Regions from separate parts of the Homo sapiens genome. Here all the other regions are linked to region 6. Evidence: chromatin loops called from intact Hi-C (ENCODE). Cell type or tissue: heart left ventricle. All regions are shown on one strand. Links, peaks and the distances in the headings refer to the core of each region. The heading gives the core; the rest is flanking DNA. Region 1 has its middle 17 kb from the start of LINC02941. Region 2 has its middle 6.7 kb from the start of FILNC1. Region 3 overlaps LOC105378027 (a long non-coding RNA gene). Region 4 overlaps LINC02941 (long intergenic non-protein coding RNA 2941). Region 5 overlaps LINC02941 (long intergenic non-protein coding RNA 2941). Region 6 has its middle 240 kb from the start of MIR3668.

Region 1 (5,420 bases), core at 303-5,302, 480 kb after region 6:
TAAACATTCATTGTCATCATTCTCCTGCCTATAGATATCTAGGAGGGCTTATATGCCTATACCCACACATACATATTATGCTAGGCTATGCTAACAAGACAGCATTTAATAGCATTAGACTTAATCAAAAGACCTGAGTGTTAATTCAGCTCTGTCAATTACTCGCCATATAATCTGGCTTAGTTATTTTACCTCTCTAAGCCTCCAGTTCTTCTTATGTAAGTGATTTAACTTCTAGAATTGTTTTGATGCTAAAATGATTTGATGAGTAAGAAAGCATAGTCTGTTCCAAATAGATCTAATACTGCAAATGGAAATTTTTGTATATTTCCTTCTTCCTTTTATCTCTTCCTTTTATTGCCTTCTCCCTTCCTCTCACTCTCCCTCTGTCTCTCTATTTCTTCAAGCTACTGTTTAATGTACTAGAATAAACACAGGACTAGGAGCCAAAAGACTTGTGTTCTACAGTTTAATAGTTGAGTGACCTTGGGCAATGCACTTAGTGTTTACAAATCTGTTTCCTTTTCTATATAATTTTTTAAAAAATGGACGTGGAAATGCCACGAAAGCTGTGAATCTTTATTAATCTATAAGATTTTATTAGGTTTAAAAAAATAACATGAGGTCATTATTACTGCCCCAGTTGTTTGTAATACCTTCTCTTGAGATCATGTTCTTGACCTTGGGTAAAACACAAACAGGATTTTTGACAGATTGCATTCCTTCAGGAAAATCTGAAACTGGAGTTTGGTTTACAATACACAGACCCTCATACAAAGCAATTGAATTAATGGAGCATAGATTGGTGGGGCTAATGCACAATTCCTTCGAAGTAATTCTCATTTGCCTTTGAAATGTTTTGGGTAACTATACCTAAACACTGATACATAAATACTGTGAGAAGTAACAGAAATTCACACCCTGAATAATGCAAGCACCCTGAGGCAGTCTGACTAAGGAAAAACAAATGTTCCACATTACCCATTTTATTCCATTGTTCAGAATCTTCCTTGTCCATGAGTATTCTAGAGACAGGTGGACCTCCAAGACATATGGTAATAGAGCACCAGCCTGGTTGAGCCCTACTTTCATACTTTCTCAGAATTATAACAAATGCTTTCCTTACTCGTTGCTGGAGCTTTGAGAGAAAAAAAAAGTCAAGTGAAAATTAGAAAGAAAAAAAATCCAAAGTACTTTATTGTTTAGTGTACTTAATTTCATCAATAAAATCTGAAAATAGGAGCTGTCAGATATGCAAATATGCAAGAATTGGCTAGTATTTCACTTAGCTCTCATAAAATTTTTGCATGTTCTGGCAAAGATTGTCAAATCATTCTAGCTGAAAGAAAACTAATTTCCACAAACTGCTATTTGCTATATTCTTCCAAAAGTCTGTCATTACCACCTGTACACAGTAGCTAATTATCTCCTGTCTGTTGTTTAAATAAATGTATTTTGTTTACATTCATCTGTACCACTAAGAGGTCTTTAAAAATAATTGATCACGAAAAACTTGAATTTGAAAAAAAAAACTTGTAGAAAGTAAGTATAATTTAAAGGAAGGATGGTAGCTTAAAGGACTGTGAGAGAAAAGACGCAGGAGGAGAGGAAAGGAACAGATAAAGATACATTCATATATTATTCATATCATATGTGCAGCCATTTTGTAAAAGGTGAAATGAAAATAGGCTCACATGGGAAAATAAAACATACTCTTTTGTTATAAGTTGTGACTGTTAGGAGGTTTTTTTTTTTTTGAGATGGAGTCTCTCTCTGTCGCCCAGGCTGGAGTGCAGTGGCTTGATCTCGGCTCACTGCAAGCTTCGCCTCCCGGGTTCATGCCGTTCTCCTGCCTCAGCCTCCCGAGTAGCTGGGAGTACAGGTGCCCGCCACCACGCCCGGCTAATTTTTTGTATTTTTAGTAGAGACGCGATTTCACCGTGTTAGCCAGGATGGTCTTGATCTCCTGACCTCGTGATCTGCCCGCCTGGGCCTCCCAAAGTGTTTTTGTTTGTTTTTTGGTTTTTTTTTTTTTGAGATGGAGTTTCACTCTTGTTGCCCAGGCTGGAGTGCAATGGCGCTATCTCGGCTCACTGCAACCTCCGCCTCCCAGGTCCAAGTGATTCTCCTGCCTCAGCCTCCCAAGCAGCTGGGATTACAGGTGCCAGCCATCACGCCCGGCTAATTTTTGTATTTTAAGTGGAGACGGGGTTTCACCATGTTGGCCAGGCTGGTCTGGAACTCCTGACCTCAGGTGATCTGTCCGCCTCGGCCTCCCAAAGTGCTGGGATTACAGGCGTGAGCCACCGCGCCCGGTGTGGTTAGGAGTTCTTTGAAGGAAAGTCCTAGATTTGCATTAAACTGTGACATGAGTGAGAAAGACAATTTTGTGTGAAGGCACTGAGATATTCTGGTTATTTTTTAACACAATCAAAATTAAGTACCCTGAAATATATAAGAAGTAAATGCTAATTCATAAAGTAAAAATCTTAAGTGCCGTAGAAGTTTAAAGAAGATGGAGATCTGTTAACATCTCAACATTATGAACTCGAATACTCCATAGAGACTTAGTTTCTCACACTCTGTTTTTAAATGAGTTGCAGTAGTCAAGAGGAAAACATATGGAAGAGAAAGAAATCAAGCTGGACTTTGGAGGTAAACATGTTGTAAATAAGTGGTAACATTGGTATTGATCTAATTATACTGTTTTCCTTAGAAAGGAAAGAAGACTTAGACGAAATATTATGCCTTTAATTTGAAAGGCACGTACTCAAATCTCAAAGCTGGGAACTACACTGAATCTTTTCATGTTGGAAAAAGGCAAGGATGTAGCAATAAAGAAGTTTGGTTAGATTAAGTCAATGGATGGGAGTTAAATGTACAGCTTTTGGTAGACCCATAAAGGCATTTCTCAAAAATATTATTCACAAGTTCTGGACTACTATGGATGCCCAAGATCATGCAGAAAAAAATCATTGCTGGCAGCTCTCTGAAAATATCAACTTTCTATGATAACAAAATAATAATTTCCAATTTTATTCATCCTGTTCTGTGTAAGGATTTTTAAATGACTCTTCTACACAGGAAATCAATGTTAGTAGAAGTCTTTAGGATGATTTCTTTGGATTTCTGCCCACATCAATAATCTCATTCTCAAGCCCCTCTCTCTTCTCCTACCCGACTCTTAGATTCTTTATCCCCCTTAACATTTTGTGCATATATCTATCTTGGAAATTATATTTTTGTAAACTTTTTAATTGAAATATAAGTATATAAATCTTAAATGCACAACCTGAGAAATTTTTATTAAGTGAATATCTCACTGTAACCAACACCTAAATGAAGCAATAGAATATTACCAGAATCAAAGAAATCTCCCTCATTCTGCCTTCCTAAGAAGTAACCACTATTCTGATGTTTATCACAAAGATTTAGGTCTGCTTTTAATCTTTATGTGAATGAAATCACACAATATGCATTTTTGTGTGACTGACTTCATTTGTACCATATTATCCATTGAGATAAATCCATGTAGCATATTCCCATTGTGTGACTATACCAAAAATTTTCACTCACTCAACTGCTAAGTGGATATTTTTGCTAAGCCCAGTTTTCAGCTATTAGCAATAAAATAGCCATCAACATCATTGTACATATATTTTTCTGTACATATGGACACATTTATGTTAGAAATATATTGAGAAGTGAAAATGCTAAGTTGTAGGATATAATTATAATTTACCTTAGTAAATAATTTCAAGGAGTTATCCAAAGTAGTTGTACCAATTTAAACTCCAATCATGTATTAGAGTTTCAATTTCTCTATGTGTTTGCTTATATTTGGTATTGCCAGGGCTTTTGTTTCTTTGTTAAATTTTAGTTGTTCCAAAGAGTAGGTATTGGATTCTCAGAATGGTTATTATTTGCATTTCTCTGATGACTGATGATGTTGAAGAGCTATTTATATGCTTCTTGGTCAACAGGTTGTCCTTTTATGTAAAACACTTCTTGAATTTTTTGGTGATTCTTAATTAAGTTGTCTGATTTTTTAATCTTTGTTATTTTAAATTTCTTAATATGTTCTGTATGCAAGTGCTTTATTGGAAATATCTATTGCAAATAGATTCTTTGTGGTTTACCTTTTCATATTCCTAATGATTTGTTTGGATACACTTCTACTGCTCAATATTTCCTTCATAATGTTTCAGGGGGGTCCTTTTTGTCCTCAATTGAAACTCATTGCCTCATCCTAAATTAAGAGGGTTTTTAAAAAAATTTTTCTTCTAGGAGTTCTATTGATTTATGTAAACAAATAGATCTACAACTGGTATGGAAGTAATTTTAGGGTATGAAATATTTCCCTATGTAGATATCTAGTTGATAACTACACCTCTTATTTAAAAGAACATCCTTTTTTGCATTGTATTGCCATGGAAAGTTTGTTATACATTAGGTAACTATGTGGAAGTCTTTTTCTTTGATCAATTCCACACCACACTGTACTGAGTATTTTAACTCTATAAAGCTTGATATCAAGTCATGTAAGCTCTCTAACTTTCATCTTACTCTTCCTCAAGACTAAGCTACTCTTCTTTTCCTCTTTGCATTTTATTGTGAATTTTATAATACATTTCTCAACTCCTCCAAAATTACCTGCTAAGATTTTTATTGGAGCTGTAGTGAGTCTATAGATGCATTTGGAGAGAATTGTTATCTTTACAATAGGAAGCCATCCAATTTCTGAATATAGAATACCCCTCCATTTATTAAGGCACTTTAGTTTTATAGATTTTAATGTAGAACTATTTCACTCCTTCAGTAAAATTTATTCCTAGATATTTGGTGTGTTTTAGAAGATACTGTGAGCAATAAATTTTAAAATATTATTTTCAAATTGTTTACTGTTACCGTATAAAAGCACCTTTTTTTTTTTTTTTCCTTTGGAGACGGAGTCTCACTCTGTTGCCTAGGCTGGAGTGCGGTGGCACGATCTAGGCTCACTGCAACCTCTGCCTCCTGGGTTCAAGCGATTCTCCTGCCTCAGCCTCCTGAGTAGCTGTGACTACAGGCACATGCTGCCATGCCCAACTAATTGTTTTTTAAATATTTTTAGTAGAGATGGAGTTTCACGGTGTTGCCCAGGCTGGTTTCGAACTCCTGAGTTCAGGCAATCCTCCCGCCTCGGCCTCCCAAATGGCTAGGATTACCACGCCCGGTCAAAAGCACCATTTTTAGTTACATTTTCAAAAATTAAAATCAACTTTATTAAGGTATTATTTATATAACATAAAGTGTATCAACTATATGTGTACAGTTTGAAAATGTTAACAAATATCTATATACATATAAACGTGACCACAATCAAGATTTTTCATTGCTTCAAGAAGTTCCCTACTGCACCTTTGCAATCAGTTCTGCTA
Region 2 (5,420 bases), core at 131-5,130, 680 kb after region 6:
CCATCCTTTCCTCAAAGAAATAGTGCTAACAGTGAAAGTGAGGCACATGTCCAACACTTTTTTACACCTCCTACCACCACTGCCATTATACTCATCATCGTGTCAGACACATACTAAGTTCACAAAATGTGGTTAATGGAACCTAGTGGGAGGGGTGATCTTAAATGATTTAATTTTTCCCCTTGAAAGGGATTTTCCTTTGGATCGCACAGTTTCTTAAACTCCAGATTTAGAAAAAGACACAGGCTTCACATATTTTTCTGGATAAGGGTCATTATTCTTGCCCTCTTCAATAGACACTTGCAACAGTGAGAATAAAGCCCATAAATTATATATATTAGACTTGACCATGACGTGATACATCTTCTACTTATAATTTAGGTGATCTTATATAATGTGCTAGACAGTATTGTTATCATTATTTACAGAACCTTGAATGCAGCAGCAATCATCAATCTAAATGCCTGTGCATTGTTTTTAAGGGAGAAGCACAGTGATCTATTAATATTTCAGGTTAATGCACATTGAGTGGGATGGAGGGTTTAAACCAGGAGATAGAAATAGAGATTTCTCTGCAGCTTCAACAGCTATCTCCTGAGCACTTTTCTACTCCCCACCCTTCCTTGGGCCACTCTTTGGTGATCCAGTAAGCTAACTTCCTCAAATATCCATTCACAGTTAATCCTTTGAAATTGTCATGAATGAAGTAAAAGGTGTAGTAAATTACTGAAGACATTAATTTTGCAAGCAGCATAAAATGTTTGCCCATCATCTCGCAAATAAAGACTAAATAGTTGTTCTTGACATTATCCACACCTAAACTTAACTTCTTTTTCTGTTTCAATAGGTTTTAATATTTAACTTGCTCAAATTATGACTTGTTGATATAAATAAGAAATTTGTTTACTCTCCCCAACTGAAAGAGGAAGGCCAAATACTCAGTTATGTTCTATAGTAGGAATCTATGAATCATAGCATAATAATTGAGGCAAATGTCTTCCATCAATCTCATAGTTGCTGACCATTTGCAGCACGAGACCGAAATGAAAAAACTAGGTCCTAGCAGCTCTCTGAGTCATCTTAGTGGGTAAACAGGGTTATCTTGATTGAACTCACAGAGTATCTGACCTACCCAAATGTTAACATGTGTTGAAAACCACTCTCCAGCCATGACAGAAAATGCAGGTGCTTCATAAAACCTGTTGACTGAATCAAATGAGTCTACCAATTGATATTATTTACACCTATTTTGCTCTCCTTAACCGCACAGACTCTTCCACGCCCTTCCTAATCTTTCAGATAAATAATGATGCCCCAAAATAATGTGAATTCTCTAAATATCTGCCATAAACATATTACCTAAAATACAAATGAATTTATGGTTTCTTATTACTTGGGGATTTTCCTGTGCCATTTCTTCTTACATTTGTACAGGTTTTCTTTTCTGCATACAAATGAAATAATTAGGTTCTAGATCTACATCTTTGCAAATTACAAAATGGTTTTCTAGCTGCTTTCAGAGCAATAAAAACAAGTTAGGGAACAAGGATTTAATAAGTAGAAAAAAATTAAATATATTTTTTAAAGGTTTTCAATTAAGCTGTCATTAATGAATGAGTCTTTAAGATACGATTTATGAGGTGAATACACACACACACACACACACACACACAAATGCAGGATTTGCTAATTACTAGCTGTATGATCCTTATCCTTGGCAGTATACTTAATCTCTCTAAACCTTAGTTTCCTGGTTTATAAAATAAAGATAATAACAATTATTTTATGAAGTTGTAGTGAAGTTTAAACAAAAGAATGGACATAAAGGTAATTTTTCATTTTAAAGTCCCATATAAATGAAATTAGTGCTTGTATGCACTACCTACTCTGGGCCAAAGGCTAATCTTTCAGTTTGGAGAGAATATAAGAGGAATATAAGGCATATTCTCTTTCCACAACAAACTTAATATCCATTTGGGGAAGAGGAAATAATTAGAAAAAGAGTTGAGATTGCAGAAAACTAAGTTGTGTGACCCAGGTTATGTGTGCAGTAACAATTCTAAGAAGGAAGAGTTTAAAATGGGCTGGAAATTATGACCATTTTCTTTCCAAATGGAACAGGCTAAGCTTTGCCTGAACAAAGAAGCAAAGATATCTAACAGCTGCTTGCCACTCTCTGTTGCTTAAAATATCAGAGGAGTATGAGGTTTAGGCAGCTCTGAGTCATCTTCCTCCTAACTTGGTATTTATTCAGGACATAGCTCTAACCCTGATGACAACAGCATTCCTGACCTATGAGCTGCTCAAAATGCTAAGATGGTCCTGAAGGTGAAATAGACACCTTCTCCCCGTGCGGTCAGCTGCCATTCCCACTTGTGCTTCTGCAGCCTCCTCATTTTGTCACAGTGTTTTTCTAAATGAAAGAGGTCTGGACAGCTGAAGAAGAGGAACTGAAGCCAAATGAGAAATATCCTAGATTCTCTTCTTATGACAATGCTCAAGACTCACAGCTGAGGCAATTGTAGAAAGAACTGGAGCTTGGGCTTAGACCATGTGACTTTGGAAGCTTGTATATCATGAATGAAGCCCAATAAATTCAATTCAGTTGTTCAAACTCTATGCAGGCCTATTTTGATCAAAGTCCTGTAACTGTTAGATATGCAAAACTTATTAAGGGAGAATAATGAAAGATATGGAGGGATAAGACAATTTAACATATATTTTATGTGTTCTCATCTCATCCAGTGGTATCTGTAAATGGGCTCTGTAATCAATATTTTTGCAGATGAGGAGGATGAGGCCCAGATGGGTTGGATAACTTGTCCAAGGTCACACAATTTATAAGCTGCAGAGGGAAAATCCAGTCCCACAAAATCCTGGCTCTAAAGCCTGTGCTCTTTACACTTACATTGTCAGAGGGAGAAATACAAACACACAGAGAAGCATTTTTTTAAGAGGAGGGCTCAGGGAACAGAATATTTTCACAATTCTAGATGATGGGGTATTTTCGCAATAGGTGAACTGTGGAGGAGTAGGCTGGAAGGAGGTTGAGGCCATATGATGGAGAACTATGCTAAAGATCACCACTTTAGACTCAATTATGTAAACACTGAGGAGTCACCAGTGACTGACCAAGTATGAGGGAGTTCTGGGTATGGACAATGAGGGGGTACCCTGTCTATAAAAAATTTTAAAGCTATAATAAAACCCAGTCATTCTGATTCTAATCATCACTTCCTGCCGACATTTCTAAACAATGAAGTGATAAAATACTCCTCCTCAAAAAAAAAAAAAAATCATTTCTGGTCTTAGTTTTAAACAATTGCTGCCATTACCATTGAGTTTTAATAATACATTGTGTGGTTTGAATTAGCACATTTTTATTATTTGTCCTTTATTAAATATTGTGTTCAACATAAAAGTTAACTCAGCAAATTCCCAGTTAAACAATTGTTCCCCAAACGTACCCCACTCAGCTACAATCATTCAGGATAAATTGGGAAACCTTGGCAATTGCCTTGGGCAGACATAGCTGCAATTCTAAGTCAAAGAAACAGAACTTGAGTTATTATGGGATCACTTGGAGTTTCCTATTTTCGTTTAAATGCAAAATGCAAGTATAACATTTTTTATTTGATAAGTGCAAATTTTAGTTCATATATAAAATATCCCAAATTTGCACAATCTTTAGAATCAAAATCACTTCTTTTCATTTGTTTTAAAACAGAAGATTTAAAAATTATATTGATTGCTAATTACTACATGAAAATAATTGCATCACAAAGTGAGGGGTGTTATAAAAATGATCCAGCCAAGGTGTCAAAAATGCTAGGAATGCCACTGGAAGTCACTGAATGTTTTTGATGGCAGGGGTCACGAAAGAATGGTTAAGGTGAATCATAAAAGGCATCATCATTATACCAATCTATGTTATGTATATGTCTAGTTACCAATATGTTTTCCTAGAGAAGGAAAAAATGTGGAGTTTAAGTTGTCAAAAGCAATAAAAAGTATTAAGTGGTGGAGAGTATTCTGGCATGGCTCCTTTAAGCTGCTGCATTTTCATGGTAGAATATCAATCCTACCCGCAGCCGGTCTATCCTTGAAAGCAGACAGTTCTCATTTTAAACTGCCAGCAGAGAACACTACCACTTCAGGGAGTCAGTAGGGAATGATGCAATTTGGAAATTTTTGTCACCCAATATGTTGGGAAATGACAGTTGAGAAAATCATTATTTAGGTTTTTTTGTTAAGGACACATGGTTGTCATAACCTGTATTGTTGTTTACAATATTCAGTGCACTTCCCTATGGGAGGATTGCACATCCCTTTCTATAGAAGACTGGCCTGGCCTGATGACTGATTTGCTTCAGTCAGCAGACGTGATGACTGTTCTGGGCCAAAGTTTTAAGAGCTACTACGTGGTTTGCTGTGTCCTTTCCCCAAGTCTCTGTGATCATGAAAGCATGAAGCCTCTATTCACCAAGGGTTCCTTAATAACTTCAATGAGCAGAGTCCTTTTTTAACCCATTGTGAACGTGTTGCCTGAACAAAAATTAAATATTGTAGTTTTAAGCAACTGACATTTTCTGGCACAAACTAGCCCTACCTAATTGATAGAGTAGTCCTTCCATTTGGGCAGATACTCTCATATCTATTCCCAAATTTAGACGGACTAGAGGAAATTATTTCATAGAACTCCTGTATAAATATCAGTAGAATTGCTTTTACTGAACTACATTTGATGTGAAGATTGTTCATACTGAAAGACACTGTAAACACACCTCATGAAACTCAAGCTGGTCCACGCTTAAGAATTGTCATGAATGAGAGGCATTATGCAGTCATAACTTGATGAACATCCTCAAGAGGTCTTTGCCTGTATTTTGCATTAAGAGTCGTTACAGTTCTCCTGACCAGTGTGAACTATTTCTGTCACTTAAACACTATCTATTGTGTACCTGATCACGTACCTAATTTATTTCAGGTTAGTTGCCAGGAAGCTTAGGCCCAAATTTTTGGCAAGGGTGCAAGTGTTTGCAGGATCTGTTTTCAATTTAGTCTTAATTTTAACTCTATTTTATGAATCTCGTTTCGTGTTCCTTTTTTTAACAATTTTTAATGATATGTTGTATTTAATCTCATTAATCTTTTCAAATCCTTTAAAAAACAAGAGTGGATATAAATAAATTTTATAGAGAATATCATTGCCATGTGACTGACTCTTTCTAAACATGTAAATGTCCTCAATCTACATCATGTCACCAAAATTGCTCCTAAAAAATATCACAATTTAGTAGACGCTCCCTTAAACCTGAGCCCTGAATAGCTCATGGCCACGTCAAATTGAAGAGGTTGTCATTTGAGAAAAAAAGTTCTGCCAGCTGCGTTTGCTTTAATAGTTTCTGTTTGCTTGTTTG
Region 3 (5,420 bases), core at 134-5,133, 330 kb before region 6:
AGGAATGTTCTACATGTCACAGGATAAGATGATAGGATGCCAGATTGGTCCTTTTCTGAATAATAATAAAGCAAACCCACCCTTCCTTTAAAAATAGATGCTTGTTCTTTCTAAAACAGAAACAACATACAGCTTTGAAAGAGACAAGCAGAAAGCCATGAAATGAGTCATCAGCTGTGTTAGGTTACAGTGGGTTTATCTATGACTGTGTGTGAAAAACCACTCAGAAGAAGTCAGCAAAAGTGCAGCCAATTGCTGAGAGCTAATCATTCCGGGTTATTTTTGGAGGAACATGGTGTTTGTAGGTAGCATTGACAGTTACCAATTATTGCCTCTACCTGGCAAAATGCATGGGTTTGGAACAGTTATCATGAAGGTGTTCTCAGCAAGAACTATATTTAAACTGCTGACGCCAGTAATTGTGGATAGCTCACCCAATCCTGAATTTGATCTTAAGTGTTTTACAGTATGCAGACAAATACACTTAACTGGGGCTTTCATCGTCCTCAAAGTGTGCCTGATAAACAGCTTGCACCAAAATCCATGTTTTACAATGTTCCTTTAACTGTCTAATTTCTGTTGAGTATCATGGTATTGAAAGGAACTCTTTTACTATGGTTGCTTCAGAAATATTTAGGTGTAAGATCCTATAATCAAATCACTTATAATACTCATATAAAGGCACCCTGGTGCATAATAATATCTATATTTGGTTTTACATGGATAATTTATAGCTATTGAGATGTAATAATAAACTTGCCTTGGGAAATATAACCAGGAAAATGAATGCATTTGTTTTATTTCTGTTGATTACCTTGAAGGTGCACAATATAAAAGAAAACATATTGTTGGTATCTTTGCCTTTATGGGGGAAAAACCTTCCTTGTTTGAGGTTGTTGTGGTGATTATTGCTATTAAGAGCATGTCAAAGAAGATTGGTACTTTTTGTTCAGACTTTCTACTTCCAATTTTCCCAGGGTACAAATAAAATTTAAAGGGAAAGAACTAATAAATTATAGGCACAGCATGACTACAAAGGAAACATATAAGTTCAGAATAAAAAAATAATGAATTAGTTCACATCAGTAGAGTGGAGAGCAAACAATTACTGACTGCACCTCAGTGGCTCTGACTCATTTCCACCCATGCCTACCCTCTAGGATCAGTGAGAGCAGTACTATTTTCCTCTTTTTTAATCTCTTTATTGGCTAAAAATGTACTATATTTTACAATGACTCTCAAGAGTCTTTATTCTAACTTTATAGGATAAAGATTTCCCAGATATATATAATTGTTTATTTTGATGAAAAGTACTTCTATTTCTGTTCATTTGGATTTTAGCTGACAAAACAAAGTAAATTTGGAAAAAATACATGGAACTATAAAGAGGAAGTTTTAAAATAAATTATTTCCATAAAAGGGTGATCTCCATTGCCTAAAGGATTTTAAGTACACCAAAGAAGTTAATAATTACAATAGTTGATTCTGTTGACTATCATAAATGACACTAAAATGTGGAGAACAACTCTGACTAGGTTAACATTATTTGATTGGTTATCTTACCCTTGTTCAATTCTTTTTTTTGCCTATGGTTTTGTAATTTATGAAGTTGAAAAAATAACAATTACGTTAACTTTTTTTTGCTGTTGATTTTGGAATAAGTTAGTTGCATATGTTAAAATGGCTTTCTTGAAGAATGAATGTAGCAGCCTACTGCTGCAATAAAGATGTCCCTGGGAATTGTCATTTTTTCACTGTAAAGATAACACAAGATGTTATCTTGGTTCTAAAGAACACGTAGTTTCTTTAATAGGAACTATTTTAAAGTAACTCATATTCAGCTGCTGGGATTGTATTACATTCCAAATCAAATCTTGCTAATGCTTTCTCATCAGATAGAGTCCTCCTGTCCTTATATTGTTAATGAACGAACATACTGCAGGAGTCTCTGAAGAGCCTATGAATCTTGGTTTGTATAGGGGGGATTTTATACAATAAAGTCTCTTGTCTATTTTAAACAAAAATAAGAATGTGGTCTGCTTAATATAGAAACGAATGTGTAAATTTCTGAGCAGCTGAATTCTGTATCAATTTAGCCATCCACTCATTAAGGAAACAAACTTTTTCATAAGAGTGAATCAAGTATTTTCTCAATTCTTAGTATTATCATTCAGATATGCAATTTTTCTATAATGTATTTTATGACCAAGTTGTCTTTGTCCAAAAAGTCTGAGATAAAAAATAATTTTATATTTTGCATTACTTAAAATACTACCTGATATGGTTTAGATCTATGTCCCCACCCAAATCTCATGTCAAATTGTAATCCCCAATGTTGGATGTGGGGTCTGGTGGAAGGTGATTAGATCATGGCAGTGGTTTCTCATGGTTTAACACTACCCCCCTTGGTGTTGTCCTGGAGAGAGTGAGTTACTGTGAGATCTGGTCATGTAAAAGTATGTAGCACTTTCCTTCCCTCTCTCTTCTTCCTGCTCCATCCATGTAAGACGTGCCTGCTTCCCCTTCACCTTCTGCCATGATTGTAAGTTTTTTGAGACCTCCCAGCCATGCTTCCTGTACAGCCTGCAGACATGTGACCCAGTTAATCCTCTTTTCTTTATAAATTACTCAGTCTCAGGTACTACCTTATAGCAGTATAAGAACGGACTAATACACTACCAATCTACAACTGGATCACTCAAACATTTCTGCCAGCAATGTAAAATGGACAGTCCCACTGACAGTTTCATAACAGTCTGTTTCTTTAAATGTTAAACATGTTAAACAACTTGTTAATTTTTGCAAGTTCAAATGTTAAACAACCAGTTTCATAAAATGTTAAACAAGCTGTATTAGTCTGTTTTCGTGCTGCTGATAAGGACATACCTGAGACTGGCAATCTATAAAAGAAAAACATTTAATGGGATTTACACTTCCACATGGCTGGGGAGGCCACACAATCATGGTGGAAGGCAAGGAGGAGTAAGTCACCTCTTACATGAATGGCAGCAGGCAAAGAGAGAGCTTGTGCAGGGAAACTCTCATTTTTAAAACCATCACATCTCATGAGACTCATTCACTATCACGAGAACAGTGCAGGATAGACCCGCCCCCATGATTCAATCACCTCCCACTGGGTTCCTCCCACAACATATGGGAATTGTGAGAGTTACAATTCAAGATGAGATTTGGGTGGGGACACAGCCAAACCATATGACATACTAATAATACAGCCCAGTAATCACACTCCTGAGTGTTTATCCTAGAAAGATAAAATCTTGTGGATAGGAAAATCTTTATACAATGTACTCAGCAGCTTTCTTTGCAAATCCCAAACTAGAAACCACCCATGTGTCCTTCAGTGAGTGGATATGGATGGATTTAAAGAGGCATGGTACAGTCATACAATGGAAAACTACTCAGCAATATAAGAAACAAATAAATTATTGAGATAAAAACTTGGATCAACTCAAGGACATTATGCTCAGTGAAAAAAATCTCAAAAATTGCATAGTGTTGCATGACTCCACTTATACCATATTCTTCAAATGACGGAAATACAATGATGGAAAATGATCAGATAGAAGTTGCCAAGAGTTAGGAATGGGATAAGGATGTGACATAAAAAGGTAGCAAATGGGAGTTTCTTTGTAGTGATCAAGCAGTCTGACAGTGGTGATTACATGAATTTACCCATACAATAAAATTCCATAGTACTACATTCCTGGACCACACACATACTCTCTCTCTCTCTCACACACACACACACACACACACACACACACACACACACACACACACACAAAGTGTATGTAACAACCTATGAATTCTGAAAAAATCTGTAATTTAGTTAATCATTTTGTACCAATGTTGATGTCCTGGTTTTGAAATGACCCCTGGGTAAGTACAACATCATCATTGTAAAAACATGGGTGTAGGGTCCAGGGACTCTCTGTACTGCTTTTGTCACTTCTTGTGATTCTTAAATTTTTCAACATGAAAATTTAATCTCTATATTACCAAGATGTTATGAAAGTTTGCAATTGCTTATTAAGTTGCAGGCATTAGCTATTTTATACCTGTAAAAGAAGAATTGTTTTATCCCCATTTTATGATTGAAGAACTTAAAACTCACCAATATTTTTTTCATAAAGTCACACACATAGGAGCTGGGCCTATGAACAAACCCTGAATTTTTTTCCCCAAATTTGTACTATTTTTAGTCTTTCCATTCTACTCAATTGTCTCCTATTGTCACTAAATGTTTCTTTCTTTCTTTCTTTCTTTCTTTCCTTTCTTTTCTTTTTTCTTTTTCTTTTTTTTTTTTTTTGAGACGGAGTTTTGCTCTTTTGCCTAGGCTGGAGTGCAATAGCGCAATCTTGGCTCACTGCAACCTCTGCCTCCCGGGTTCAAGCAATTCTCCTGTCTAAGCCTCCTGAGTAGCTGGGAATACAGGTGCCCACCAATACCCCAAGCTAATTTTTGGTGTTTTTAGTGGAGATGGGGTTTCACCATGTTGGCCAGGCTGGTCTCAAACCTCTGACCTCAGGTGATCCACCCGCCTCAGCTGTCACTAAATATTTCTAAGGGTGGTGAAACTCATTTTACCACTTCATATCTAATTGGTTATCTAAGGCTTTCCTTTATTGTCTTCCACGAGAATTCAAATATAACACGTTCAAAGTTCTTTCTCAAATTTGGGAGAGGACTCAAATGCTCCAGACCTATACATCTGTCAGTTATTATCCAGAAGATTAGTAAAATCAAAGATCCCCATCTGAATTTTTTAAAAAGTGCTGCAAATAGTAGATCTGAAAATGAGCCATGGTCTCCTGAAAACAATTCAAGACACTCCCCCAATATCATCAATAATGTTCTTGAAAGCAGATTTTATTGGATGATCAAAATGTTAAGTTTTATGTATCATTCTATAACTTTTTTAAAAATAAAAGTTTTCATTGCTCAAAATCCTTAAAAATAAGTCAAGTACTTCATACATGTTGCAAAACAGTTGATAAATCATATTCTCCTATAGTGGTATTCTAAATATAAGGCATTTCAAAAATACTCACCTTGGCATAGCATAAATAGGGCAGGCAAAACATCTGTGTACCATAAAAAAAATTGAAGAATATAAAAACGATGACAGGATGGGCCATATAGTAAAACATTATGCACAGCATATTTAAACTAAATGCTAATATTGAAAATACAATACTTAATTATTCCATATGAGTATTTTGAGCCTTAAAACTAATGTACCTATAAAGGTGTGCTGGGTTTACATGTGAACATCCCAGTTTTTAATAGAATTTTGCTATTTAAATCTTGATGGACTTGTTAAAAAGAACTGTTAGGAAAATAGCTATGTCTAAGTTAAAAATAAAAACATCTAGTTGTATAAAATCTTTAAACACAAA
Region 4 (5,420 bases), core at 90-5,089, 460 kb after region 6:
GAAGGGAGGGTAATAGCAGATTTAATAGTGTTTCACAGGCAGAGTCCTGGTGCTGTGCAAAGCTCCAGATCGTGTTTCTTCTTAGACGCCAATCAGTCAGGAAGTGATTCTCAAAGAAGTTTACATTGCCCTACTCTCTTTACACTGCAGCACAGTAGGAAACCCAGGACACAGAATACTCACAAGAAAGATGCTAGCATTTCCTGGGATAATAGGGAAAGCAAATGAGCCTCATGTCACATAGCATATTATAAGGAAGCAAAGCCTCCTACACAACATTATACTAAAAAGACCAAACTTATATTAAGCCTTGAACAGTTGCATATGTAAAGACCAAGAAAATAATCCAAATAGTAATCAAAAGCTCTAATTCTTCTTCAATTCCAGTTCATGTGCTACATTTTGAGAAGCATGACACAAAAGTGTGCATGCTCTCTCACACACACACATGCACACACACACAAATATACACAACTCATGCAACACATGTTCACACCTTCTGGTCAATACAAGAAAAGAAACCTAGATTATATCAGAACACAGACAGTCTTACTAGTCAGGCTGTGTCTTCACCACATGCTTAATGGAGAAAAATGGGTAAGGTATATCAGAACTTCATCAGAGAACATTCCAAAGCTGTTACATACATTTATGCTTGTCAAGTGTGTAACATGCACATAATTCTCTTTTATTCTTTCACCCAGTATTTATTTTCTGTTAGCTAGAAGAGGGCATAGGCTTTGTCTATATTGCTTACTTTTAAATTTGTGACCACCTGGCATGTAGTAGGTGCTCAGTAAATATTTGCTGAATAAATTAATGAACATTTCCAATTCTAGGGGGGATTCTGCCATTTTAAATAAGCAATTACAGTAGAATAAGCTAATTTGATTTTTGATATCCCGAGGAACCTTTCCAAGCCCCTTTTGTTGGTAGTTTTCTTTTTAGAACACTGTCTGAACTAGGCCTATCTTATATGGCTTTGCTCCAGCTGACTGGAGATTCACGTGGTAGCCTGTGGAGAGGTATCTACATGAAAGATAAAGACATTGGTTATATTTGTACAGATATTACACTGTGCTGCAAATAACCCACTCTGTCTTTTGTTTTTCTTGAGACAGAGTCTCACTTCTGTCAACCAGGCTGGAATGCAGTGATGCAATCTCAGCTGCAACCTATGCCTCCTGGGTTCATGAGATTCTCCTCGTGCCTCAGCTCCCTGAGTAGCTGGGACTACAGGCACGCACCACCATGCCTGGCTAACTTTTGTATTTTTAGTAGAGACAGGTTTTCACCATGTTGGCCAGGCTGGTCTCAAATTCCTGACCACAAGTGATCCACCCACCCCATCCTCCCAAAGTGCTGGGATAATAGGCATGAGCTACTGCTCCCAGCCTACCCACTCTGTCTTCTATACATTAATTCTAAATCAATGATTTATGAATTTACCCAAATTGATTTTTCTCTACTTATGTTTTCAGCCTCTTCTCCTTCCAGGCAATGAGCTCCATGCTAGCATTCCCCTTTTCTTCAAAGTAATATCTTTTATTTTTTCTTAGAATTCACCACAAGCAATTCAGCAAAATGTCACTGGCGCCTCCTACAAGATACCATGACAGCAAAATTTTATCTTTACTACATGAGGATTTTTTACTTTTTCTAAAGTTTAAATTTTTTCCACTTCTTTCTCCCTTTATCGTGACCTTACAAAGAACCATCATGGTCCAGTTACAGGATGTCCTCTTACAGAAACCATATTTTCTTTCCTTCATTAAGTTATGCAAGTTTAACCAACAAGTGACTGTCTTCATCATAACTTCCAGTGGGCAGTTCAGGGACTGGAGGGGGACCTACCAGCCTGCAGACCCGGCACATTTTCTATAATTTTCTTCTAGAAAGGGATTTCACTAACAATCTCCCGACTTTCTTCAGGTTTGTAACAAAAGTGTCACAATCTAGTCCCTAACAACCAAACCATTTTCATTATTAAAATGAATGTCATCATACATTTGTCAAAACTCATTATGTACAACCTAAGAGAGAGGCCTAACGTAAACTTCGACTCTGGGTGACAATGATGTGTCAACGTAGGTTCACCCATTGTAAACAAATGTACCAGTCTGAGGGGAATGTTGATCACGGGGGAGGCTGAGCATGTGTGAGAGCAGGGGAGATATGGAAACTCTCTACTTTCCACTCAACTTTCCTGTGGACCCAAAACTGCTCTAAAACAAAAATAAAGTCAATTACAGTAAAATACCTGCATAGGACATAACTTCACGACACTGTTCAAAACATTTTACTTATTTTGTGAATATAAGTATATGCAATTCTTGTAACAATATTATGAGAGCTATATTACTACTATTATCCCCTTTTTGCTGATGAGGATTCAGTTACCTGACCCCAAATGTCATGACTGAGAAGTACCAGAACTGCCGCCTGGCTGCAGCCGACACACCCGTCCTTACTCCGCTTGGGTGCTTCTCAGTCATGCCAAACTAAGTCTCCAGCCACACATTCCTTCCCTTCGCCCCAAGCACAGTTCTTAAAGCTATTAGCTATGGTTGTTCTCATAGGCGTATTGTGTACTTAACAGTAAATATACACGCATAAAAAATATTTCTGCATGTGCCACTCTGAAGGATATGCTTTATATTTTTAAAAAAATGGAAGTGAAATCATTCCCAACAGTTTTCTCAGTAAAGATGAATATAAGGATTCACTTGAGTTCATCAAAGTGCCCCACAGATTCTTTGGTTATCTGTCTAATTCTGACATAATTCTGGAGTTTTTATAACTCACTTGGCAGTCTACTACAACCTTGATTATCCCATGGTTATTTAAGGAAGTTTTTATTTTTTAATATATTTTCTGTTTTACAAATTATCTGATGATGTGTATCATTTCTAAAAACAGAACAGAATCAACATTTTTTAAAAGTTTAGTCAAGAAAGGGACATCTAAATTGTTTAGATAACTGTGGTGACATAGACCAGAGAAGGTTTCAAAGGAAATCACTGTTTGTTCGTGAAGTGCAAATCCCTTTCCAGGAAATTAGTATCATGAAAATTATTACCAAAAAATCATAAATATATGCAGGGTTTTGTTTTGAATATATCTCTCATTAAAAAAAACAAATTATTTTTTCAGATGGAGTTGCTTGGATACAAGGAGAATCTTACAGAATACAAATGAACTTGAAGGCATTAGTAATATTTTCAAAATAATAGAGAAATGACACAAAGAGTGAAAGAGGTGAAATCTGTCTTTGATGGGAATAATATCTAAAAGGAGTATTGTACATATCTGCTGGCAGCTTTAAAAAAATTAATGATTACTGAAATTCAGAAATGTCAACAGTATGAAATGAGCAAAATTACTTCCCTAACAAGATTTTATAAGGTGAGCAATTGTTTTGAACATTTTCTAACCTTAACTTTTCTATTTATCTTAAGAATTTAAAAAACAAACAAAAAAAAACCCTAGTGTTTAAATATGAAAAGGAGACTTGTGGCAAATTCAGAATATAATAATTGACCATTAAAATAGAAATGCCTTCTCTAACCAGAAAAATGAATAAGGAAATTATAACTTACATTCTCTATGGATGTCTTTACAGAGATAAAGTAGTGGGATATTTCCTTGAAATAATGTTCATCATCAATGCTGAAGTTTACAGAGGACAAAAATATGAAATCATGTGTTCATAGACAGCCCCAGGACACACACAGTGGATGCATTGTGTTCTCCTGGGTTGCATAACTACTTTGAAAGAAGTTTTCTTTTCTGTGTCATAAAAGAAGACTTTTTGGCTCTGCCAGGATACTCTACCATTTGGCCCCATAGACTTCAAGCATGCCTGAAGATACGTGCCAATGGCTTGTTGGTTTTTGAAGATCATTCTGATCTCTGCTGAGTTACCCAACTGGACTCAGAAGGGTCTGACCCACGTGCCACATTCCAGCTGTTTGCTTGTTTGTTTTTAATCTCAACCTAGTTTAATGGGAAGAAGGTGAGTCACCTTGTGTGTATGTCAGCTGATATTTATGTCATGGAAACTTAAAGGGGATAGACTTGAAATTGAAAAGATAAGATTGTGATTGAATGGGCCTTGTATAAACTATGTTTTGTTTTTGTTCTCTTGCTTACTTACCTTGTAAACAGATTCCTTGAGTCTTAAACCAAGGATCTTAATCTTTGGTATTTACAGAGCCTTTCTTCCATGAAGCAGAGTTATTTAGGATGCTGCCAGCAAATGAGCTCTCAACTGGATCTGTCGTCATCATCATAGAACTTACTATGGTCTGGTAGTATTCAAAGTGCTTACTTAAATTAATTTCTGGAAACAACCTCACACATTTGACTCTATGTATTTTTCCACCTCATGATGAGGAAACAGACACAAAAAGGCCAAATGATTTTTTCAAGGACATTCAGCTAGGAAAGGGCAAAGACAGGCACAGATGAAGAAATAATCACAGGCACAAACGAGGTATCTGTTAATAGAGATCCTAGGAATCTGTGACTGTCAATATGAATTACAAATATGAAAATTATTTGTTGAATCAACAAAGTGGAAATAAAACTATTTTTTCTTAGCTGATTTGGTAATGACTAACAGTCAACATACCTATTAAGTGGTTTTGGTTGAAATAATTTAATTTGTTGTCAATACTAGTTCCCCCCTTTAAATTTAATGATACAGTTCCAATATCTAGATGAACAAATAAAGATAGGAGAAAGAATTCTATATTTTAGTCATTTCTGCTTATGGCCTCAATTTCAGATTCCAGAAATCCATAGCTAAGTAGTTATAAAGCAATTACAGTTGTTAGAGTAGCCCAGGATGGCTGGACAAAGTTGAATATTTCATGACTAAAAACAACAACAGCCAGGCACAGTGGTTCACACCTATAATCATAGCACTTTGGGTGGCTGGCTTAAGCCTGGAGTTCGAGACCAGCCTGGCAGTAAACTGAGACCTTGTCTCTATAAAAGATACAAAAATTAGTTGGTGTGGTGGTGTCTGCTTGTAGTCCCAGCTACTTTGGAGGCTGAGATGGGAGAATCACCTGAGCCCAGGAGGTTGAGGTTGCAGTGAGCTGAAATCGTGCCACTGCATTCCGTCGCTGCACTCCAGCAGCCTGGGTGACAGAGCGAGACCCTATCTCAAAACAAAACAAAGCAACCAAATCAATTCTCACTAAAAATAAACATACCTAAGACATCATCGTATATTTTAAATTCTTTCTAATTAAAGCAATGTTACTAAATATATTTTAAAGAGGCTTGTTATAAATGAAATACTTACAAGGTCATTGTACTGAATTCAAAATTTTTGTTATATGGAAGTTGTAGAACTTTGGGATTATGAAATACTAACACAAGTAAAAAATATAAAGTCCAATCTTTGAAAA
Region 5 (5,420 bases), core at 343-5,342, 360 kb after region 6:
AAAACAGTAACTATAGGATGGCTTTCCTTGCCTCACTCAGAAAAAAATACTATTCAACACATTATATATTTTTAATTTGTCTCATAGTTTTTATTTATATCTAAACTTTTCTATTTGGTCAAATAAAGAATGAGGGAATACATGAAATAACCCTAATTCCAAGGTGACCCAGGAACAAACAGATTCATACACAGAGACATTTGAATTAAAAAATTACCATACAACTCTGGGTCAACACATGCATGTGTGTGGTCACTCACTACCCCTCACCCAGGGAAAACATCACTGATCAATATAGAACATGCTTCATTTAGAGCTCTCCCCTTCCCCCCACACCCACCCTCACCTAAAGGCCTTGTGGTTTTTCAGTTTTTTCTCAACATGTCACTCTGGGTAATTACTACTCATTTCCAAAATAAGGAAAATCAAATGTGGATCCCCATGAAGCTTATTGATCGCAAGGGCACTTGGGCCAGATGAAATCTAAGAGGTTCTTCATGTCTTCCAAAAGAATCATCAGTGTTTCCTGTTCTGTAGAAACTTCTCTCTTCTAATTTCCTTTGAATAAAATGCTTTCCAACTGAATTAGTTATCTAGGGGTTGCCATAACAAAGCAGGATAGAGTGGATGCCTTAACCAACTGAAATCTATTTCCCTGAAGTTCTGGAGGATGAAAGTCAAAGATTAAGATGTTGGCAGGATTGGTGTCTTCAGAGGGCTCTCTTCTGGCCTTGTACACAGCCATCTTCTTTCTGTGTCTTCACATGGTCTTTGTCCATGTCTGTGTCCAACTTTCTGTTTCTTATACGAACACCAGCCATACTGGATTAATGTCCACCCTAAAGACCTTATTTTAACTTAATTACCCCTTTAAAGACCTTATCTTCAAATACAGTCACATTCTGAGGTACTGAAGGTTAGGACTTCAACACATGAATTTGGGAGAACAAAACTCAGCCCATAATATGCACATTACTTAAAACTGAGTTATTCTTTAAAAATAAGCCAAGTTCCACAACATTATGAGGTATTTACCTTTATATTTCAAATAATAATATATTTACATTGATATGTTTCAACTGCATTCTTTCAGTCATCTGTATCATCATGGTATGGCATCTATGGTAAATTGTGTATTGAAATACTTGTACTGTTCTTTTCCTTTTGTGACATTTAAAGACAAAGTCAAGGTTTGCAATTATCTTTCCTAGCTGATTCAAATTCCTATATGGTGATGACCTTTGACCTTGAATTTCTGCCTCTAAAGTTTCTCCTTTCTTCCTGTTATTCTAAACTTTCATGTATCCAGTTTCAGGATAATTTACACTATTAGAAACCAATCTTCTGTGCTTTCTCTTTTTCCATTTTGATCTTATGCCTTGATACTTATCACTGTTACTAATAATCTCTCTTCTTAAAATAATGTGTTCAGTAAGCAAAGTTTTTTGGGGAGGTAGAATACTATTTCCTGAGAACTCAGCCTTAGTATCTATGTGTGTTCAGGTGTTTCTATATAACATTTCAATAGAAAAGTCAGATTCCTTTTGACCATAAAAAGTGCTTATCCTCAATAAAAAAAAAATAGTTGTCCTTTAATAGCTGGAATGTTTTAAATGTATTTTGCTGTATACCTTCTGTAACCTCTCAGCAGAATTTCATAAAAAGTTGAAATTGATGTTTTCCCCTATAAGTTGGTGAATTTCTTTAATTAGGTAAAAAAGAAGGAAAGCATTTGGAAACACTCATAAAAGAACTCCCAAACTAGTGAAAAATCAAGGCTGTCATAATTGACACAATGGAATAGACAAATGCTGGGTATTTAAAATACCTAGCAATACCAGGAAGACTGAAAAATCAAAGATCTAAAGCTCTCTCTTCTCCCTATTATTCAACAACATTAAACATTCCTTTAAATTCATATTAACATAGAAGATCCAGACAAACCAATAATTTGACAACTTGTAACAATTAATTAATTGTGTAGATTAAACCTAAAGCAAACCTTAAAATTAGACACGCTAAAAACATAGTTCGAAAGGTCACATGACTGGAGTTGCAAAGCCTGTTTTACTATGCTGCTGCTTCTTAGAAACAATTTATTGTGTACTGAGTCAACTTAGTAACATAAGATTTACAAATATGGAAGTATCTCAAACTGAAGTGTAGGTTTAATATCTGCCTATTGAAAATTTCTTTAAAAAATGAATTCGCTTGGGTTACTCTTACTCTTTGTTTTTTTAGCAGAGAATCAATTATTAAAATTTCATTCTTTCTATTTATGAAGTCGTTTTTATCCTTTCCTGAAAACAATATCCAACACTCATAAATTACTAGAACCCCTGAATATTTCCCAGAAAACAAAATGCAGTCTTTTCCTGAGTCACCTTGTACTTGTGCTGACAGATTGACTCACAGTCAGACTTGATGCTTTATGGTTTTTTGGCCAGACTTCCATCTGCACAACGGGTTGAGGTATAAGAATATCTCTGCCTTGGCCACTGTTGTTTTCAGCACAGCTTCACTTGTTCAGTGCCCTTTACTTAACCTTGATACAAAAAAAGAAGTCAAGCCTAGGCATTTGCCTTTTACCAAATAAAATTTTATTAAATATGTGCATTTGTGTCTGTGTGTGGAACTGGAATAGGCTAGGAGCAATGCCAAAAGGAAAAGTTGCAACACAAGTTTGAACAGCAAGTGTCTTTGACTTATTGCTGTGATTATACTAATTGCTCATCTACTTGGTGGGAGGTTGCAGGAAGCTGTTTTGAAGTAATCAAGCTGAGATGGGCCCTTCTATTTATAATAGTTCTGCAAATTCTTATACCCCAAAAAGACTTAATTGCATTTTTCTTCTTTTAAAAATAGATTCATTCTCCCTTCTTCTCACCATTTCCATTGCTTCAATCCAATAATAAATATTTGATAGCTTCTTAGTTATTACATGAATAAGCATAAATTATCCTTTATTTCATAGATCTGAACAGAAAGCCCTCAATATTCATTATTGGATTTGAAGTGCAATACAAACCTTCTACAAAATAACAATAATTCTTTAGGTAATCTCTTGTAGAGGGCAAATTTTATGCACATATCATTCTCGTGAAAGTAGTTCTGTGTTATGAGAAAAACAACGATGGCCTTTGCTCAAAGCTTCAATCCATATTTATTTAGTAAATATTTTATTGCTATGATTAGCATTGTTATATCACTGAATAGCATAGCATCAGCAGACATAAGTCTTTGTTAGCACCATATGTGGTCTTTTATACTTTATTTCAATTTATTCTGGGTAAGAATTTTTTAATAAAAATTCAAATGTTGATAAAAGACATTATTTTGGAACTCTTTAGGAGCATAGACATTTCATGTGCTACTTAATCCTTCTATGTGCAGTTCTCTTTTGCTATTTTATCCTGATAAACAAAGACTGCATCATGATCTGGTAAGAGCATGTAAAGAATCACTCAAACCCAAAGACCTCAACTGTGTTACTTCCTAATTCAATGGATTTGGATTTTTCTGAGCCATAGTTTACTTAGCAATATACACTGGACATTAATATCTATTTTAGAGTAGTTGTGAGATTAAGTAACTAGCAGCCATAACACATATGGCACAAAATAGAAACTAAAGTTTACAGTGACTTTCCTTTTCTTCAAAATACCCACAAAATTGTATTGCCTGTAATGCCTTTTAGTACTTTGGGCTTTAGGAACTATTTCTTATTCCTGTCTCTTGTTCATTCTCTTCTATCTTTAATTTCTCTTTAACTGTTAAGCAAGTATTAATATAACAAATGGTATGAAACCATTTTAAGAAAAGCCTACTTACAAATATGTAATTAGAAGTTCATAAATTAAGGTGTGATGAATTTCATAAAATGAGTCACAGAATTATTAAATACTGGACCTGAGAGAAACCTGAGAAATAGCTGGTCCAATCCTCTGGTTTTGCAGAAGAGGAAACCACAACCAGAGAAGTTAATTGATTTGCTTAGGGGCATATAGTTGCAATTTTTTAATGTAAAGCACTCTTGTGCACTTCAAATAATTACACTTTTAAAATTTTACTTTCATACTGTGTTTAAAAAAACTAATATTAAATAATCTATTTTATGAACAATTACATAAAGTTGAAGATGATTATTTTTATATGTGTGGGGTTTTGTACACGAGGCATGGTTTTATCTTCACAATCATTTCTCAACTACACTGTAGTTTTGTGTGTGCATCATACTTCACAAGCACACAAAGTTTAGCTCTACTCTGGGGTTTTTGAATGGCTGTTCTAGGTGGAGATCCTGGAACACATCTGCATCTTAACAAGATTCAACATCTGAACCTGTAAAACTTTAGACAGAATTCAACCTGATACCATTAAGGAAAGAACCACCAGAATAGATATTTCAACATCTTAATGAGTCTAGAATTGAAGCAAGCCTTGTAGAAGGGAAAATCCTCCCCAATTAAACCTAGTCTTTGAAAAGGTGGTTAGATATTTCAGAAGATGAAAATAGCATCCATAATAAGTTATCTGAATTTAGGCAAGAATTAGGAAGAAAAAACAATTCTCAGTTCTTCTTCCTAAATTTGTCTCTCCCATCTTCCCCATAAGGAGCCCCGCTCTTCCCACAGGGACCAAGGTAACTATTTGATAATTCCTTCTTTGCAGCTATTTCCTGATGAGCTAGATGGAGAATTCACAGATTAATGCCAACCTCTTCAAATAACTGTATATGATGAAAAGGAAACACTGGCATGGTTTGTCCATGTGGCAGGTTTTTAATATTTATTCAAAAAATATATACTGGAAGGAGAAAACAGATATGGGAAACTAAGATGTATCATTCATATAAGAATACAATTTTGTCTATTAATGACCACAGTGTGTGATATTTAATTGGTCTTCAGAATAATTGCATATCAAACCATCTAAATCTGATAACATGTTTGGTCAATAATGATCTCCACATAGGTTATTGAATTTTTGCCCAGCTGGCACTGGTTGAGGCCCAGGGAAGCTCTAAGTTTAAAAGAACTTGAGGAACAAAAAAGAATAAAAATTAGGTACAAGCCTTTTAAAATTTATGTTGATCCCAAGTTCACTATTTTGCCATTTGGGTAACAGTTATATATTTTGTGGAGCTCCCATGATATCTTAGACATAAACCCACACGAAGTAGATATTCAGTATCTATGACTTAGGGGATTGGCTGATCTATTTCATCTCTTTCCTTCTAATGGTTGTTCAATAAGTCATACAGTAACTACTGTAGTTGCTGTATTGAAGTAGTCAAGTGAAAAAGAATATTTTTTTCTCCCTTGAACAGTATTTTCTGCTAACACAGCACACTTGTAAAAGCCCTTGAATATTTCAGCATAGGCATCAGATAAACATATAAATAACTAGATAAATAACTG
Region 6 (5,420 bases), core at 86-5,085:
TTTGAATAATAGCTCAGAGGATAAGCTATAGTTTTCATAGGAAGATAAAGGGAATGATAAGGGGAATAGCAGGGAGAGTATGCATCCCATTTGAACAACAAAATGCCTTCTTAGACCAGAGGGAGAAGCAAGCTTTAGGAGTGTTTATTTATGGAGGAGACTGTAAAGCTAGTAGATGTGGACAGTCTTGAATGCAATGTCACTGTCTTTTTTTTCTGTTGTTTCAGTCTGTACTGCTAAAACAAAATACCTGAAACTGGGAAACTGATAAATCACAGAAATTTCTTTTCTCACAGTTCTGGAAGAGGGGAAGTCCAAGGTCAAGGTGCTAGCAGATTTTGTGTCTGGTGAGAGCTGCTCTCTGCTGCCAAGATGGCATCTCTTGGTGAGTCCTCACAAGAAGGAAAAGAAAAGCACAAAAGAACACCTCCTTCAACTTTTTTTCTTCTTTTTTTTTTTTTTTTGAGATGGAGTTTTGCTCTTGTTTCCCAGGCTGGAGTGCAATGGCACCATGTTGGCTCACCACAACCTCTGCCTCCCAGGTTCAAGCGATTCTCCTGCCTCAACCTCCAGAGTAGCTGAGATTACAGGCATGCACTGCCATGCCTGGCTACTTCTGTATTTTTATTTATTTATTTATTTATTTATTTATTTATTTATTTATTTATTTGAGACAGAGCCTCACTCTGTCACCCAGGCTGGAGCGCAATGGCGCGATCTTGGCTCTCTGCAACCTCTGTTTCCTGGCTTCAAGCGATTCTCCTGCCTCAGCCTTCTGAGTAGCTGGGATTACAGGCGCCCACCATCACGCCTAGCTAATTTTTGTATTTTTAGTAGAGATGGGGTTTCCCCATGTTGGCCAGGCTGGTCTTGAACTCCTGACCTCAGGTGATCCACCCGCCTTGGCCTCCCAAAGTGCTGGGATTACAGGCATGAGCCACCGCGCCTGACCTACTTCTGTATTTTTAGTAGAGACAGGGTTTCTCCATGTTGGTCAGGCTGGTCTCGAACTCCTCACCTCAGGTGATCCACCCGCCTCGGACTCCCAAAGTGCTAGGATTACAGGTGTGCTACTGAGCCCGGCCCCTTCAACTTCTTTTATAAGGCATCACAAGGTTTCTAATCCCATTCATGAGGGATCCACACTCATGACAACTACCTCCTAAATGTCCCACGTCTTTACATATGATCAGAGTGGCAATTAAGTTTCTATGTATAAATGCTGGGAATGCATTTAGACCATAGCACCTATGAGGATTATGATGACGATACTAATGATGGGGATCATGATTGAGATGACTATAATGAATATTTATTAAGTACTTACTATGGCCAACAGTTATTGCACTACACATTTATAGAAAGTCATTCATGTCTTTCCCTTGGGCAGCCTGTAAGTTCAATATTAACACCATTTTACAGGTAAGGAAGATGAGGCACAGAGAGGTTGAATAAATGGGCCAAATTCATCAACTGCTAAGTGGAAGAGCCAGCACTTGAAGCCAGACTGTCTGCCTCTGTAACATTAAACACTCAATCAGACTGACCCTGATGGATATGGGGAAGATTTTAAGTGTTTAATGCAGAATGATGACATAAATGACTTGCTTATTTAGAACAGTAACTCTGCAGTTGAAAGGATGAATTAAATGTTGGGAAGTGGTTATTAAAATGCTGTTGCAGTGGTCCAGGTAGCCAAATATAAGAACATCACTATGGTTATTGTAGTGAGGATACATAAATAAAGGACAGATTGGAGACTTCTTGAGCAACCAGAATTGGCAGAACCTGTTGATGGATTGGGGTAATTAACATTAGGGCACACACAAAAAAAGGAAGGTAACATTTCATCTCCAAACTAGAAAAAGATAGATATGATTTAGTTGGGAAGATGAAGAACTTTGAGCATATTACCTGCAAGATACTCAAACAAAACTCAGTAGGACACAATTATACTTGCAGGGTGAATCTCAAGAGGAAAAGGATTTAAGTGCAGATGTGGTAGCCATCAGAGGAAAGAAGTTATTTTAAGATATGAGTGTGGATATCGTTTTATAAAGAAGGGTGAAGAATGACAAGAGAAAAGGGTTACATACAGACGATCTGTGGAGCAGCTGACTAAGTGATGTGCAAATTAGACTGGCAAGGAAAGACAAGAGTTAGAAAGAAAACCAGAGGAAAGAGATGCCCCAGAAACAAGAGAGAAGCAGGAAAATATTACATTATCACTAAGTCTAAGGTTTTAGGGCTCCTCAAGAGTATCCTTTGGAATTGATCATAATGATGCCCCCAGTGATCCTAAGGAATGCCCTGAAATGCGGTAGCTGGAGCTAGTCCCAATCGCAAGGCACTAAATTTTCTTCCATGAGCAGTTCAGTGCTAGTGACGAAGGGAGCGCCTGACTGATGCACAAAGATGACAGCTATGTGGCCAAGAGACCAAGACTATGAGAAAATGTTCCATTCTGGCCCTGCCCCCAGATGGAGCTGTATGCTCATCAGTGGAGCGATAAAATGCCATGGCCTGGGAGGCGGGGGAGGAAAAGTTCTCTGTAACTCTTACCATTCAAAAGTTTGTCAAGGCATCATTTTTCTTCAGAAGCAGAGAAGTCTGTCCCCTGTTGTTACTTGACAAGTATTAACTAAAAGCCTACTCTGTGCCTTAGGCTGGGAAATACCTTCCTACTATACTTAGAGTAAGAAGAAGAGGAAGATTCTCAGAAGGTATTTACAACTTACTCAGTAACTTCCCAGATTTAAATTACTTAGAAAAAGCAATATCAAGTCTGTAATCTAATATGTAATTGATACAGGATACACAACTTCAGGGGAATTGTGATGTCCTGAAATATTCTTTCAAATGCAACAGAAGGCACGAAGTATAATTATAAAATGACACTGGTTTCTACAAATCAAAGGAAAAATTGGTCTTTGTTCAAGGTCACACATTACATTCAATTAGATGTTTGTATTTAGGAGGCTATCCCGACCCACACATGCTTTCAGCTTACAGACCCACACATGTGCAAAGAAACACAGAACTCAAAAAATCATAAAAATCATAATGTATAAATTTTTCAGAGCTATTAATTTTTCATATGAAATTTTAATCCATTTCTTTTATAACCGGTAGTATTAGATCTCATATTTCTGTTTCATTCCCTTTCCTCACTTTGAAGCAGTTGATATATTTACATGAAAATGACCTCTTTGTTCTTTAGAAAATCATCTCAGGCTTATTCTCTACCCAGAATTACAATAATCCTATATTTGTGACATCTTAATCACCTCCACAGCAACCGATTGTGAGGTTAGAAACAGAGGATTAAAACTTCAAGTGGAAAATAAGAAGCAGGAATTGATGAGTTCTTAACAAACCAAGATTTTTTTTTTCTTCAAAATAAATTACTCCAAGGAACAAGAAAGGATTTTCAAACGAGGACTATGAAGAATATAGAGAAATACAGCAGAGCTGTTTATCAAAGTTTTCCTTGGTATGTCAGCAGGTCCTTTGGAACTGACAGTGCTGATCTAAACATTTCAATAATAATAGAAGTGTTAACAGTGATAGGAACAAATAATATTAAACACTGTCAACTGCAGCATTTCATTTTCACTGGCCTGACAACCACTGCTGCAAAAAATGAAATGAGGAGAAAGAGACTTAACTGTTGAGTCATTGCAAATAAGACTCTATTAACAATACTAGCAATGGGAACAAGGGTATTAAAATGAAAGAAAGCAAGAAAAAAATGAAAGAAAAAGAGAAAGGAGAGAGCAAGAGCGGGGGAGGAGAAAGAAGGAGAGAGGGAGGGAGAAAAAAAGGAACTCAAGCCTGACTCCTGTCTTTAATAGTGAGTGCAAGTTTTGGGTTTCTTTTTGTTTATATTTTTACAGGATACATAGAAACAAATATGTAATAAATAAAAATGGAAGTGTGTCATATTATTGAAAAATAAAACCTGCCTAAAAATATGTAGGAAACTGATGTTGATTCTTTAATGTTGGCCCCATCTCCACCTCACCACCGTGAACCAAAATAACAATCTACTTATTGAAGAGGACATGTCACCTTTGAACTAAATATCTCGGTCTTGTCTTAGTGGAACATGGCATCACTTACACAAACTTAACATAAATGCCTGTTCAAGAACAACGTATTTGAACATTAAATATTTCAGTAACTTGTAATGTTATAATGAATGGTAATAAGCATTATGAATATGAATAGTAGTAATATCTGTTAATAGTTAAATTTGAATATTCATTTTGATATATCTTTATTGTATTTCACAATAAACTTAAAGTAAGACATAAAAACATATGTAACACATAGAATTAAAAATATGTTGCCAAATACATGGATATAAAGTTTTCACTGACTTCCCAATGGGATAGTCAATAGTTAATAAACATTTTGAGCCAATTTCAAAAATTTTATATGTAATTAAGATTATTAATTTAGGTACATGCACCTATTTATAATAATGGACTGAGAAATATTCTAGTGATTCAAGCGTTATCTTTTCCACTCTTCACATGTCAAAAATTATATCTTTAAATTGTCGTGTGTGCAATCACCATCCTCCTAGACAACATCTGTTATCTAAGAGAAGCATGGATGTGCATTTGCTATTCATGCTAACAGGCAGCACTTGTTGAATTCAAGTGTAATGTTCTCATAGAAATTTTAATCTCGCCACAAAGATGTTACTATGAACATTACAACAGCTTTAAAAACATCCTCTAGGTTGGATATTTTTATTAAAGGTCTAAACTCCTCTACTTAAAAAAAATGGATACTTTCATATTATCTTGAAATCATATACAACTACTTTCAATTGAATTAACTTATGACTAATATACCTTACACAAACATCAAATTATTCTAAATATTAAAATAAGTAGAGTGATGTGAGATTTTGTTTTTAGGGACTTAAATTAAGGACAATGTTTTCTTTTCTGAAACTTGTCTTTGCAAAAGAAAATTTCTGGTTTATATGGTTAGAAAATTTGAGAGACATACAAATGGAAAAATATGTGAACAGAATAATAAAACCAGAGACACACTTTGCACACACAATCACTGCCTTATGGACTAGTATGTCACAAAAGCCTTGGTTTCAGCTCTAAATTTTGAATCAGAAAAAGCAAAAAGAGACACAATCGTAAATTTATAATTCCTGAAATATACAAACAAAACAAATACTTTTGAATTTTCATACAGAGTACACACATTTTTTGATGATTTTCTGCTATATGATGTACATATCTTACAACACGACAGTGTGGTTGTAATTTCCATTGTATTATATTATTCAATTTAATTGTATGAATATAATTGGGCTCCTGCCACATCCTCAGCACTGTTCTACAAGCTCTGAACTCTAGTAAAGGTGCATGTTATAGGGGCGAATCACT

The links. Peaks named below come from ENCODE experiments on the same cell type or tissue, not always from the same donor. Only the 100,000 strongest peaks of a DNase experiment are listed, where the experiment ranks them.
Region 1: it touches region 6 in a loop (2.9-fold over the local background); 5 of 110 quality-filtered maps call a loop at or near these places.
Region 2: it touches region 6 in a loop (2.5-fold over the local background); 2 of 110 quality-filtered maps call a loop at or near these places.
Region 3: a loop joins it to region 6, with 5 times the contacts of the local background. A loop is called at or near these places in 2 of 110 quality-filtered maps.
Region 4: a loop joins it to region 6, with 11 times the contacts of the local background. A loop is called at or near these places in 6 of 110 quality-filtered maps.
Region 5: a loop joins it to region 6, with 5 times the contacts of the local background. A loop is called at or near these places in 7 of 110 quality-filtered maps.

What each region holds. Positions count from the first base shown.
Region 1 is chr6:139,956,403-139,961,822 of GRCh38, reverse strand. No RefSeq gene overlaps it. Among named protein-coding and RNA genes, the nearest start is that of LINC02941, 17 kb to the left of the region's middle. In heart left ventricle, for the core only: no CTCF peak of the experiment used is centred there; a DNase peak (open chromatin) is centred at 2,292.
Region 2 is chr6:139,761,667-139,767,086 of GRCh38, reverse strand. No RefSeq gene overlaps it. Among named protein-coding and RNA genes, the nearest start is that of FILNC1, 6.7 kb to the left of the region's middle. In heart left ventricle, for the core only: no CTCF peak of the experiment used is centred there; no DNase peak of the experiment used is centred there; H3K27ac peaks cover 3,107 bases.
Region 3 is chr6:140,769,173-140,774,592 of GRCh38, reverse strand. The region is part of intron 6 of LOC105378027 (a long non-coding RNA gene); the gene reads right to left. Among named protein-coding and RNA genes, the nearest start is that of MIR4465, 88 kb to the right of the region's middle. In heart left ventricle, for the core only: no CTCF peak of the experiment used is centred there; no DNase peak of the experiment used is centred there; H3K27ac peaks cover 967 bases.
Region 4 is chr6:139,976,607-139,982,026 of GRCh38, reverse strand. The region is part of intron 1 of LINC02941 (long intergenic non-protein coding RNA 2941); the gene reads right to left. LOC103352541 (a long non-coding RNA gene) reads left to right here. Exons shown (of 3, transcript NR_121624.1): 2 at 3,154-3,405; 3 at 3,623-3,677. Among named protein-coding and RNA genes, the nearest start is that of LINC02941, 3.0 kb to the right of the region's middle. In heart left ventricle, for the core only: no CTCF peak of the experiment used is centred there; no DNase peak of the experiment used is centred there; H3K27ac peaks cover 4,267 bases.
Region 5 is chr6:140,080,222-140,085,641 of GRCh38, reverse strand. The region is part of intron 1 of LINC02941 (long intergenic non-protein coding RNA 2941); the gene reads right to left. The region is part of intron 2 of LOC107986652 (a long non-coding RNA gene); the gene reads left to right. Among named protein-coding and RNA genes, the nearest start is that of LINC02941, 110 kb to the right of the region's middle. In heart left ventricle, for the core only: no CTCF peak of the experiment used is centred there; no DNase peak of the experiment used is centred there; H3K4me3 peaks cover 802 bases; H3K27ac peaks cover 2,212 bases.
Region 6 is chr6:140,438,543-140,443,962 of GRCh38, reverse strand. No RefSeq gene overlaps it. Among named protein-coding and RNA genes, the nearest start is that of MIR3668, 240 kb to the right of the region's middle. In heart left ventricle, for the core only: CTCF peaks have their summits at 2,484 (motif pointing right) and 3,820; a DNase peak (open chromatin) is centred at 2,482; H3K27ac peaks cover 1,030 bases.